Regions from separate parts of the Homo sapiens genome. Here all the other regions are linked to region 3. Evidence: chromatin contacts called from ENCODE Hi-C or POLR2A ChIA-PET data. All regions are on one chromosome and are shown on one strand. Each heading gives the region's core, a stretch centred on a gene start or an enhancer-like site at or near the end of the contact. The rest is flanking DNA. Distances are from core to core; before and after follow the strand shown.

Region 1 (3,218 bases), core at 645-3,144, 91 kb before region 3:
TCCTGGCACCTAAAATAGTGCCTGGCACAGACTTCAACGTTACTCAATAGTAATAGTAATAATAACAACAACCAGCTTTGGGTGCCTCTCCCACAACAGGACTGACAGCATAATCTATTTCCCTACAAACAGCATGCATATGACATCATTCTGACAGGTCTAGGCATAATCCCCAACCAGGACCCTCTGCCTTGGAGGTAATGACTTGTGCTCAGATGTTCTACTTTGGCCCCAGCTCCTAACCCATTCCATCCCCCGGCAGGCAGGAATGGCCCTGGGTTTGCAAATATGTTTGTCACGGAGGCCAGGTACCCAGGGCTGGGCTACACAAACACCCTGGACAATGTCCATGGGACTAGGGGTCCCCACCCAGTTGACACTGGTGGTCTTTGAAGGACTCTGGGGTCTTCACAGCTCGCACTGTGGCTTTACTGCATAGGCCTTAGAGGCAGGCTATGTGGGTTCTAATCCTAGCTTCACCACTGAAGTAACCGTGTCAGCCTGGCCAAGCCACAGCAGCTCTCTGTCCCTAACTTTCCCCCTCACTGGCCTGAGTAGGATCTACACCCACTTCACAGAGGGGTTGCAGGAATTAAATGAAATAATCATATGAAGGCAAGCACATAACTAGAGCTCAGAAACGATGAGCTATGTTGTGGCTCCAACTGGAGTCACCCTAGAAAGCTTTGCCCATGATGGCTGAACAAAGACTTCACCTTAAGAAGAATCTCAGAGTGCTGGCAGCAAAAGCTGAGCCTCTGACTGGTACTCCAGTGGAGGAGGCTGGGGGGGTACCAGTTTATCTACATTTGGACGGCCTGCTTCTCATCAGACCACAAGGCCCACTTCGGCAGTGGGATTTTCCCCAGAGGTCCTGAGGTCGGCAGAAAGCTGGTTATCAGTCTCCCACCTTCCTCCCAGTTCTAGAAGGTGACAGAATTAATGGTGGCACGGAAGACAGGTGCAATGAAACGTTTAGACACCAGCCTCAGGCTCACCCTGCCAGCCCTGTGATGGAAGAATGGACTGCAGGGAGTTGGGATAAGAGGGAGTGTTACCCTATTTCGAGGACGGGGAAGGTCCTTCACTTTGGTAATCCTCTGGAAGGGCTGCTCTGAAGCAGCCATTTTCAAAATAGAGGTCACGTGGTCACAACGAGCCTCAAGGTGGCCACCAAACCGCAGCCCCTGGCCCTTCCCAGGAGTATCTGGCGGACTTACCGAAGAGCAGCGGCTTGAGGCTGAGGGTTCGGATGAAGTGATCCCTGTCGGTGACCAGCTGGACCTTACGCTCGTGCCCCACCTAAGGAAAAGGCGCACAGCGGGCAGCTGGGGCGCCAGACCGCGCTGCCCAAGAAGGGCCAAGTCGCCCCGGCCCGGAGAGCGACAGCAGGCGAGTGAGTGGGAGCGCGCGGGACCGACGCAGAGCAGCGCCGGGGGCAGCGTGGGGACCCGGGCTGAGCGCCGGTCCTCTCGGGCTCAGCCGTGCAGGGCCTGGAGCGCGGCGGGGCAGGGAGGTCCTCACCTTGATGCCCTCCAGCCGGGTGAGGGGACCTAAGGTGGGCTCGGGCCCGGGGCCCTGGGCACGGTGTTGGGGCCCGGGATCGCTGCTTTCGTCGCCGTTGCTGTAGTGCACGAAGAGCAGCAGCGCCAGCACGTTACCCAGGTACAGGTGCACGAACACCATCAGCACCAGGAAGTAGGCGCGCGAGCAGATGCCGCGGGGCTTGCACAGCGGACGCACCGGTGCGTCCTCGCCGTCGCCCAGCCCGGCCGCCGCCTGAGCCTGGCAGTGGTCTGGCGGCGCCCACTGCGGCCTCGAGGCCTCCTCGGCCGCCGCGGTCTCAGGCCGCTGGCCTGTCACCGCCGCTGCCGCCATGGCACCCAGGTCGCGCGCGCGCCCAGGGGAGGGGCCGCGGGGGTGCCCGCGCTGCGCAGTCGCCCGGACAACGGCCGCCAGGCCCGCGAGCGCCGCGGTCACTAGGAGACGGTGCCTGGGGGTGCTGAGCCCGCCCGGAGCCGCCTGCGTCCGCGCCGGGCTCGGCCTTCCTGCGCCTTGAGCCCCAGCCCACGCTGGGGCTTCTCTTCCCAAGCTGGGTTGCCGTCGGGCAGAGCTGTACACTCTCCAAGTCAGAAGCCAAGGTCCCAAGCGTAGACGCGGACAAGAGCGGCACCATTAAGGCATACACTAGTGGGAGCTTCTCGGTGCCTGCGTGAAGACGCCCTCTTGCCTCCGGGAAAAGTATCGTCTGCATCTTCTTGCTCCAGGAGCGGGGGTGGGGAGCGCAGCGCGGAGGAGGCAGCGCTGAGATGACTCAACAGTGCGGCATTTGGGGGCGCCGCGGAGGCTGGGACTGCGTAAGCGGCGATAGGGTAGGACCCACAGCCTCCTCGCAGGCATTCTTGGAGCTCGGTTCCGCGGTCGGTCCGGATCTCCCGGGAAGTCTCGCCGGAGTCAGGCAGGCCTTAGGAAGAAGCTGCCTGATGTGCAAGGTTTCATAGGCCGTCAGAGGGGGCATCCTGGAGGAGCCCTGGCATCAGGAAAGTGAGCCCCCCATGGCAGCCCGCAGGAATGAACCAGTGCTCAGGTATATGGAACACTCCTTGCATCAAAGCTGGCACGTGTGAAGAGGCGGGAAGGGACTCTTCCATAACTGAGACACCATTACCTCAGAGAAAAATTAAACAGATTATCACCAAAAACGGGGGTGGGGGGAGGACATACCTACCAGTGGTCAAGTGCCAAGGCATCCCTGCTCTTCTAGAGCTGGTTATCCTCAGGAAGAGATTACTACACGCCCTCAGGGCAGAAGCTGACCCCCCTCCCCGAGGTGGACTTGCAGGCAAGAGCAACACTTTTAAGGCAGGTCACACTGGTGGTTTCTCCCTACCCTGGTTAAGACCCCCACTACCTCTACTCCCATCTCCTCTCCCTTCCCCATAGCAAAGCATAGTCTGCATTTTCTAGTCCCCTCAAGTCAAGGCAGGCCAGGGGCTCCAAGGGCAGGCCCACCTCTTTCTTCTAAGATTTTTTGTGTGTGTGTGACGGAGTCTCACTCTGTCGCCCAGGCTGGAGTGCAGTGGCGCGATCTTGGCTCACTGCAACCTCTGCCTTCCGGGTTCAAGCAATTCTCCTGCCTCAGCCTACCAAGTAGCTGGCATGCGCCACCATGGCGGGCCAATTTTTTTTTTTGTATTTTTATTTATTATTATTTAGTT
Region 2 (3,010 bases), core at 256-2,755, 110 kb after region 3:
TAGTGTGATGAGTCTCATGCTGTCCTGCTCTACTGCCACCCAGAACGCAAATCATCACTTTGTCCCCGTGTATTCATGCCATATATGCCACCTGCCCATTAGTCACTTAGTCACCATATAGCAGTACTCATATTCACGTAACCCTTATTTTACTTAATAATGGCCCCAAAGCACAAGAGAAGCAATGCTGGCAATTCGGATATGCCAAAAATAAGCCATAAAATTCTTCCTTTAAGTGAAAAGATGAGAGAAACTTAAGGAAAGAAAGGAAGAAAGAGAGAGAGAAAAGAAAGAAAAGAGAGGGAGAGAGGGAGAGAAAAAGAAAGGAAGAGAGAAAGAAAAGGAAGAAAGGAAGGAAGGAACAAAAGGAAGGGAGGGAGAGAGGGAGGGAGGGAGAAAGAAATTGTATGCTGAGGTTGCAAAAATCTATGGTAAGAATGAATCTTCTGGCTGGGTGCGGTGGCTCATGCCTGTAATCCTAGCACTCTGGGAGGCCGAGGTGGGTGGAGTTCAAGACCAGCCTGGCCAACAGTGAAATTCTGTCTCTACTAAAAATACAAAAATTAGCCAGGTGTGGTAGTGTGCACCTGTAATCCCAGCTACTCAGGAGGCCGAGGCAGGAGAATTGCTTGAATCCAGGAGGCGGAAGTTGCAGTGAGCTGAGATCGCACCATTGCACTCCAGCCTGGGTGACAGAGCAAGACTCTGTCTAAAAAAAAAAAAAAAAAAATAGAATAAGAATGAATCTTCTATCTGTGAAACTGTGAAGAAGGAAAAAGAAATTTATGCTAGTTTTGCTGTTGCACCTCAGACTGCACAAGTTACAGCCACAGTGCGTGTTAAGTACTTGGTTAAGATGGAAAAGGCATTACATTTGTGGGTGGAACAGAAATGTGTTCCAATTGACATCAGTAGGGTTCAACACTATCTGTGGTTTCAGACATCCACATATCCCCTTGGAACATACTCCCCATGGATAAAGGGAGGACTGCTGTATTTTTCTGAGCTGCTTTGGCACTTTCTCCAAGACAATACTGATAATTTGAAGAGCATGCGGTTTTGTCATGTTGCAAGGAAATGCTCAGATTTGCATGACCCTGGCTTAGTTAGGAGGGTCTGAATTTATCCTACAAAGAGATTGATTTTTCTGAAGATGCTGGTATGTAGTTCCCTTCATTGATAATAGTTAACTCACTGGCTTACCACAGTGTGTAGTAAGTGCTTCTTAGGAATGGTGTGTTTCTGCAGGGCCTAGCATAGGATCTATGACCTGGGCCTGTCCTCCCTCTCTTGGTGGTAGAAATAAAGAACAAGGGCTATCTCCTGATAGGTGTCCTAGTACATTTGGGCTGCTATAACAAAATACTGTAACCTGGGTGGTTTATAAACAGTGGAAATTTCTCACAGTTCTGGAGTCTGGGAAATCCAAGCTCAAGGTGCCAGCAGATTTGGTGTCTGATCAGGAGCCCACTTCCTGGTTCGTAGATAACCATCTCTGTGTGTTCTCACATGGTGGAAGGAGGGAGGGAGCTCTCAGGGTTTCCTTTATAGGGGAACTAATCCCATTCATGATCATGTAAAGGCCTTACCTTCTAATACCATCACATTGGGAGTCAGGCTTTAACATGAAATTTTGGGGTGACATAAACATTTAGTTCATAGTAACAGAGAATCTTCAGATTTCCTGTTTCTTCTCTATTCTTCTCTACTGTTTCTTCTCTACTTTGAAGGCCACACATTAAAAGAATGAGGCCAGGCATGGGGGCTCACGCCTGTAATCCCAGCACCCAGCACTTTGGGAGACTGAGGCAGGCAGATCATTTGAGGTCAGAAATTCAAGACCAGTCTGGCCAACATGGTGAAACCCCGTCTCTACTAAAAATACAAAATTTGGCAGGGCACGGTGGCTCACACCTGTAATTCCAGCACTTTGGGAGGCCGAAGTGGGCGGATCATGAGGTCAAGAGATGGAGACCATCCTGGCTAACATGGTGAAACCCCGTCTCTACTAAAAATACAAAAATTAGCTGGGCGTGGTGGCGCGCACCTGTAGTCTCAGCTACTCGGGAGGCTGAGGCAGGAGAATTGCTTGAACTGGGGAGGTGGAGGTTGCAGTGAGCTGAGATCATACCACTGAACTCCAGCCTTGGCGAGAGAATGAGATTCCATCTCAAAAAAGCTAAAAATTTAAAATTAAAAACATTTAAAAATTTAAAACCGCATGAATGGCTAAGGTGCTAGGCCTATTGAGGAGTCCCAGAATGTGCAGAGACAGGAAGGCTGGAATTAGATTTCCTCTGTTACCCAGCTCCTACCAAAAAGGCTTCTGAAGACATTTCCACAGCCCTCCTTAGGAATCTGGGCTGGTCAGATATGAGCTTACAATGCATCAGTCAAAGGAGTTAACTAACCTTGGTGTCTGTAAACCAGACTAATAACTGTGTGGTTTACAGTAATAGCCAGAGCTTTACTCAGAGCTTGTTAGTTTGAGACTGAATGAGACAAGGACCATGAGCTCAAGGAAAGGCTGGTTATGAGAAACAGTGGTCTGTGTTAGCTGTTTTCCCTGGAAGACCCATCCATGTAAATGGAAAAGGGGCTTGCTTCTTTATCTGTGAATAAAACCTCTTGTAAATTTTATACCATTAAAGTTACTATAAGGAAAGTTTCTATGTCAATCTAACAGTTTTCTTAGAGTTGGAGAATACCATTTGAGTGTTGAAAAGTTATAACTTGGACGGGCACGGTGGCTCATTCCTGTAATCCCAGCACTTTGGGAAGCCAAGGAGGGAGGATCATCTGAGGTCAAGAGTTTGAGACCAGCCTGGCCAACATGGTGAAACCCCATCTCTACTAAAAATACAAAAATTAGCCAGGCTTGGTGGCAGGTGCCTATAATCCCAGCTACTTGAGAGGCTGAGGCAGAAGAATCGCTTGAACCCAGGAGGCAGAGTTTGCAGTGAGCTAAGACCACACCATTGCACTACAGCCTGGGCAATAAGAGTGAAAC
Region 3 (3,169 bases), core at 147-2,646:
GATCTCGGTTCACTGCAAGCTCCGCCTCCTGGGCTCAAGCGATTCTCCTGCCTTAGACTCTCGAGTAGCTGGGATCACAGGCATAGGCGTCTGCCATTACGGCTGGCAAGTTTTTGTATTTTTAGTAGAGACGGGGTTTGACCATGTTGGCCAGGCTGGTCTTGAACTCCTGACCTCAGGTGATCCACCTGCCTTGGCCTTCCAAAGTGCTGGGATTATAGGCATGAGCCACTGCGTCGGGCCTTTAACTTTTTTTTTTTTTTTTTTTTTTTTTTTTTGTAGAGACAGTGTTTCGCTCTTTTTGCCCAGGCTGGAGTGCAATGGCACGATCTGGGCTCACCGCAATCTCTGCCTCCCAAGTTCAAGTGATTCTCCTGCTTCAGCCTCCCAAGTAGCTGGGATTACAGGCATGCGCCACCATGCCCCGCTAATTTTGTATTTTTAGTAGAGACGGGGTTTCTCCATGTTGGTCAGGCTGGTCTCAAACTCCTGACCTCAGTTGATATGCCTGCCTTGGCCTCCCAAAGTGCTGGGATTACAGGTGTGAGCCACTGGGCCCGGCCTAACTTTTTTTTTTTAGAGACAAGAGTCTCGCTATATAAGTCAGGCTGGTCTCAAACTCCTGGGTTTAAGCAATCCTCTCGCCTTGGCCTCCCAAAGAGCTGGGATTACAGACATGAGCCATAACACCAGGCCCAAACCTGTCTTCTAGTGCCTCCAAAACCTCTGTCGCCTCATCAGCTACTACCCTCCCTCTTCCTGTGGTTTCTCAAACATGTCAGGCACAGACCATCTCAAGGCTTTTGCATTTTCTTTTTCTTCTGGGTGGAAGGTTCCTCACCCTTGACCCTGTTATGTGTGAACAGAACTCCCTCTCTCATCTTCTCAGGTCTTGAATCCTGTCACCTTTTCAGTTAAACCCTCCCTTATTCAACGAACTAAAATTGCAAATCACTTGTCCCACACACCCTCTAACTCTCTTCCTGGATTTTTCTCCGTAGTACTTATTACTACTTGATACACTATGCATTTTTTAGTTATTTATCTTTGTTATGGTCTGTAAATTCCAGGAGGACAGGGACCTGTGTGTTGTACTACCAGGGGTGCCTCCAGCACCTAGAAGGACGCCTGGCATATGGCAGGGCGCAATTGATCTCTCTGGAGTGAGTGGATGAATGGGAGCTCAGAGGAAACATGGAAGTCTGGGAAGGCTTCCTGGAGGAATAGGCCCGCTGGCCCACACTCCCAAACCCCGCCCATGCGGCTTTGCGCTCTGCCACGCCCATCGAAGCGGGGCCGAGGCCGGAAGCAGCCCCGGGCGGAAGCCCTACCGTGCCAACTGGGCCCTCCTCCCGACCTGCCCCGGGCTCGTGCCCCGCCCACCCAAAAGTGGGTGAAAGGTCGGCGGCGCCGGCACTGCAGCTGGGGCTGAGAAGCCAGGACGGCCCGAGAACTGACAGACGGAGTGACAGACGGACTGACCATGGCCGACCAGCCAAAACCCATCAGCCCGCTCAAGAACCTGCTGGCCGGCGGCTTTGGCGGCGTGTGCCTGGTGTTCGTCGGTCACCCTCTGGACACGGTCAAGGTGCGGGAGGCTGGGTCGCAGGCTTTGGGGAGGAGGCCCGGGCGGGGCGCGGAAAGCATGGTCCCCCGCGAGGCGCGGACGCTGGGCAGAAGAGGGGCATGTGTGAGCTTCCGTGAGAAGTCTAGGGAATCTCTCTTTCAGGGGTGGGCAGGAAGCTGTACCTTGCGCCCCAAAGAGCCAGGCGGCGGCGCAAAGTGAGCAGCCTCTAACTGCCTGTCAAGAGCTCTGATGTAAAGTTCCCTGTCCCGCAGTCTCTTCTGACCCTGCGCCACTTCTTTAGGGATGGGAAGGAATAAACGTCTCTCCATAGTTTTGGTTTCAGCCAACACTAATATTATCGTTAAGGTTGAAACAGGTCCCCTGTAAAGCCTGCCCCAGGAAGACAACTAAAGACAGAGCGGTACGGTTGTTCTGGAGGTGTCCTTTGATACATTCCCCTGGGGCAAGAGTACCCATCTCTTTCGCACCTTTCCCGGCCCGGGGAGATACTTGACACTCTTCGGCCTGTCACCCAACGGTGGCCTGCTCAGCCTCCTGGGCAGAGGCATCCCTGTGAGAAGCAATGATGACCTCAGTGACCGAGCCCCTTCCACGGAAAGCAAGGTGATCAGCTTTGCACAAGGCCAGCCTCATTCTCACAACTCCCAGATGAGGAAGCTATGGTCAGACTGAGGCTTGGGAGGGAGGACGTTCATCAGGAATTGTTCTCTGGTCTTCCTCATATCATATCTCAACTATTCCCCTTGCAACACCTTCATTAATGCTTTGCTTGGGGACCAAAGTCCATCCCCCATGGCTTAGCACTCGAAGCTGCATCCAGTTTTCTCACTTTTTTTCTAGACGTAGACGTGAAGGAAATTGACAAGTCATTGCCAGGGTGGGCCTGTGGGGAGCAGACATGAGTTTTAAAAGATTGGAAGCCCATGTGAGGGGGTTTGTTAGGATGTTGGGTCAGATTTCTTCCACAGCGAAATAGTTTTGTGGGCACTTCCTCTTGGCCAGCTTGGGCAGCAAGCTCTTTGCTGCCTTTCATCCAAGAGAGGAGCTGCCCTGAAGTAGAGCTCATACTGGGGTCATTCTATAGGAAGACCAGGGTTAAAGTAGCTGGACTGGCTAGGTCATTGTGCAACATGAAATCAAATGTTTATTTAGCTGGTGGTAAATGCCATGTGTTAGTGCTTCCCAGACTGTGGTCATTCCAAGCGGCACTGTCTACTGAGGGACGATTGTCTGGCCTTTCTTCCTGCTCTTGGTCCATATAGGCAGATATCTTATTAGTTCTAGGCCTCTGGGGCCGCCCTTAAAAAAAAAAAAAAAAAAAATATATATATATATATATATATTCACACACACACAAATATTGCTCCTACCTCCATATCACCTTTGTCCTTGATGTCACTCCCAAGAAGGACTGGATGACCTCTGCACTGAAGTGCAAATAACTGAAATGCTCACTGGCATATTTAGCAACCAGAAAGCCTCTTTTTAGCTTAAACCAAAACCACAAATTGCTGACTGCTGTGTTTTTGGCCTTAGTGAGCTGGGTGGGCTCCAATCAAAGCCTGACCTTAAGGTACTTTC

What was found. A loop is a pair of places that touch in the nucleus more often than their neighbours do. ChIA-PET counts read pairs that join two places held with the same protein, here RNA polymerase II (POLR2A). Pooled maps may share reads with other maps.
Region 1: a pooled map shows a loop between it and region 3 (6-fold over the local background). The contact joins the promoter of P4HTM here to the promoter of SLC25A20 in region 3. A Hi-C loop is called at or near these places in 9 of 50 pooled maps. POLR2A ChIA-PET finds 5 or more read pairs at or near these places in 7 of 52 experiments (CD4-positive, alpha-beta T cell, H1, K562 and 4 more).
Region 2: a loop to region 3 is called in a map of naive thymus-derived CD4-positive, alpha-beta T cell, with 5 times the contacts of the local background. The contact joins the enhancer-like site here to the promoter of SLC25A20 in region 3. A Hi-C loop is called at or near these places in 2 of 168 maps with a recorded cell type or tissue (CD4-positive, alpha-beta memory T cell and naive thymus-derived CD4-positive, alpha-beta T cell) and 5 of 50 pooled maps. POLR2A ChIA-PET finds 5 or more read pairs at or near these places in 7 of 52 experiments (AG04449, Caco-2, GM12878 and 4 more).

The regions. Positions count from the first base shown.
Region 1 is chr3:48,988,917-48,992,134 of GRCh38, reverse strand. P4HTM (prolyl 4-hydroxylase, transmembrane) reads right to left here and starts at 1,894. Exons shown (of 9, transcript NM_177939.3): 1 at 1,525-1,894; 2 at 1,221-1,302. The coding sequence starts at 1,878. LOC124909376 (a long non-coding RNA gene) reads left to right here and starts at 2,263. Exons shown (of 2, transcript XR_007095903.1): 1 at 2,263-2,587. RefSeq lists enhancers at 922-1,483, 2,141-2,300, 2,048-2,610, 2,611-3,174 and a silencer at 1,651-2,030.
Region 2 is chr3:48,787,211-48,790,220 of GRCh38, reverse strand. The region is part of intron 4 of PRKAR2A (protein kinase cAMP-dependent type II regulatory subunit alpha); the gene reads left to right. Among named protein-coding and RNA genes, the nearest start is that of PRKAR2A, 59 kb to the left of the region's middle. Within about 2 kb of position 1,505, at least 2 of the 41 ENCODE cell types and tissues checked have a DNase peak (open chromatin) inside an H3K27ac peak, as active enhancers do.
Region 3 is chr3:48,897,109-48,900,277 of GRCh38, reverse strand. SLC25A20 (solute carrier family 25 member 20) reads left to right here and starts at 1,396. Exons shown (of 9, transcript NM_000387.6): 1 at 1,396-1,588. The coding sequence starts at 1,484. RefSeq lists a silencer at 1,656-1,845 and an enhancer at 2,426-2,475.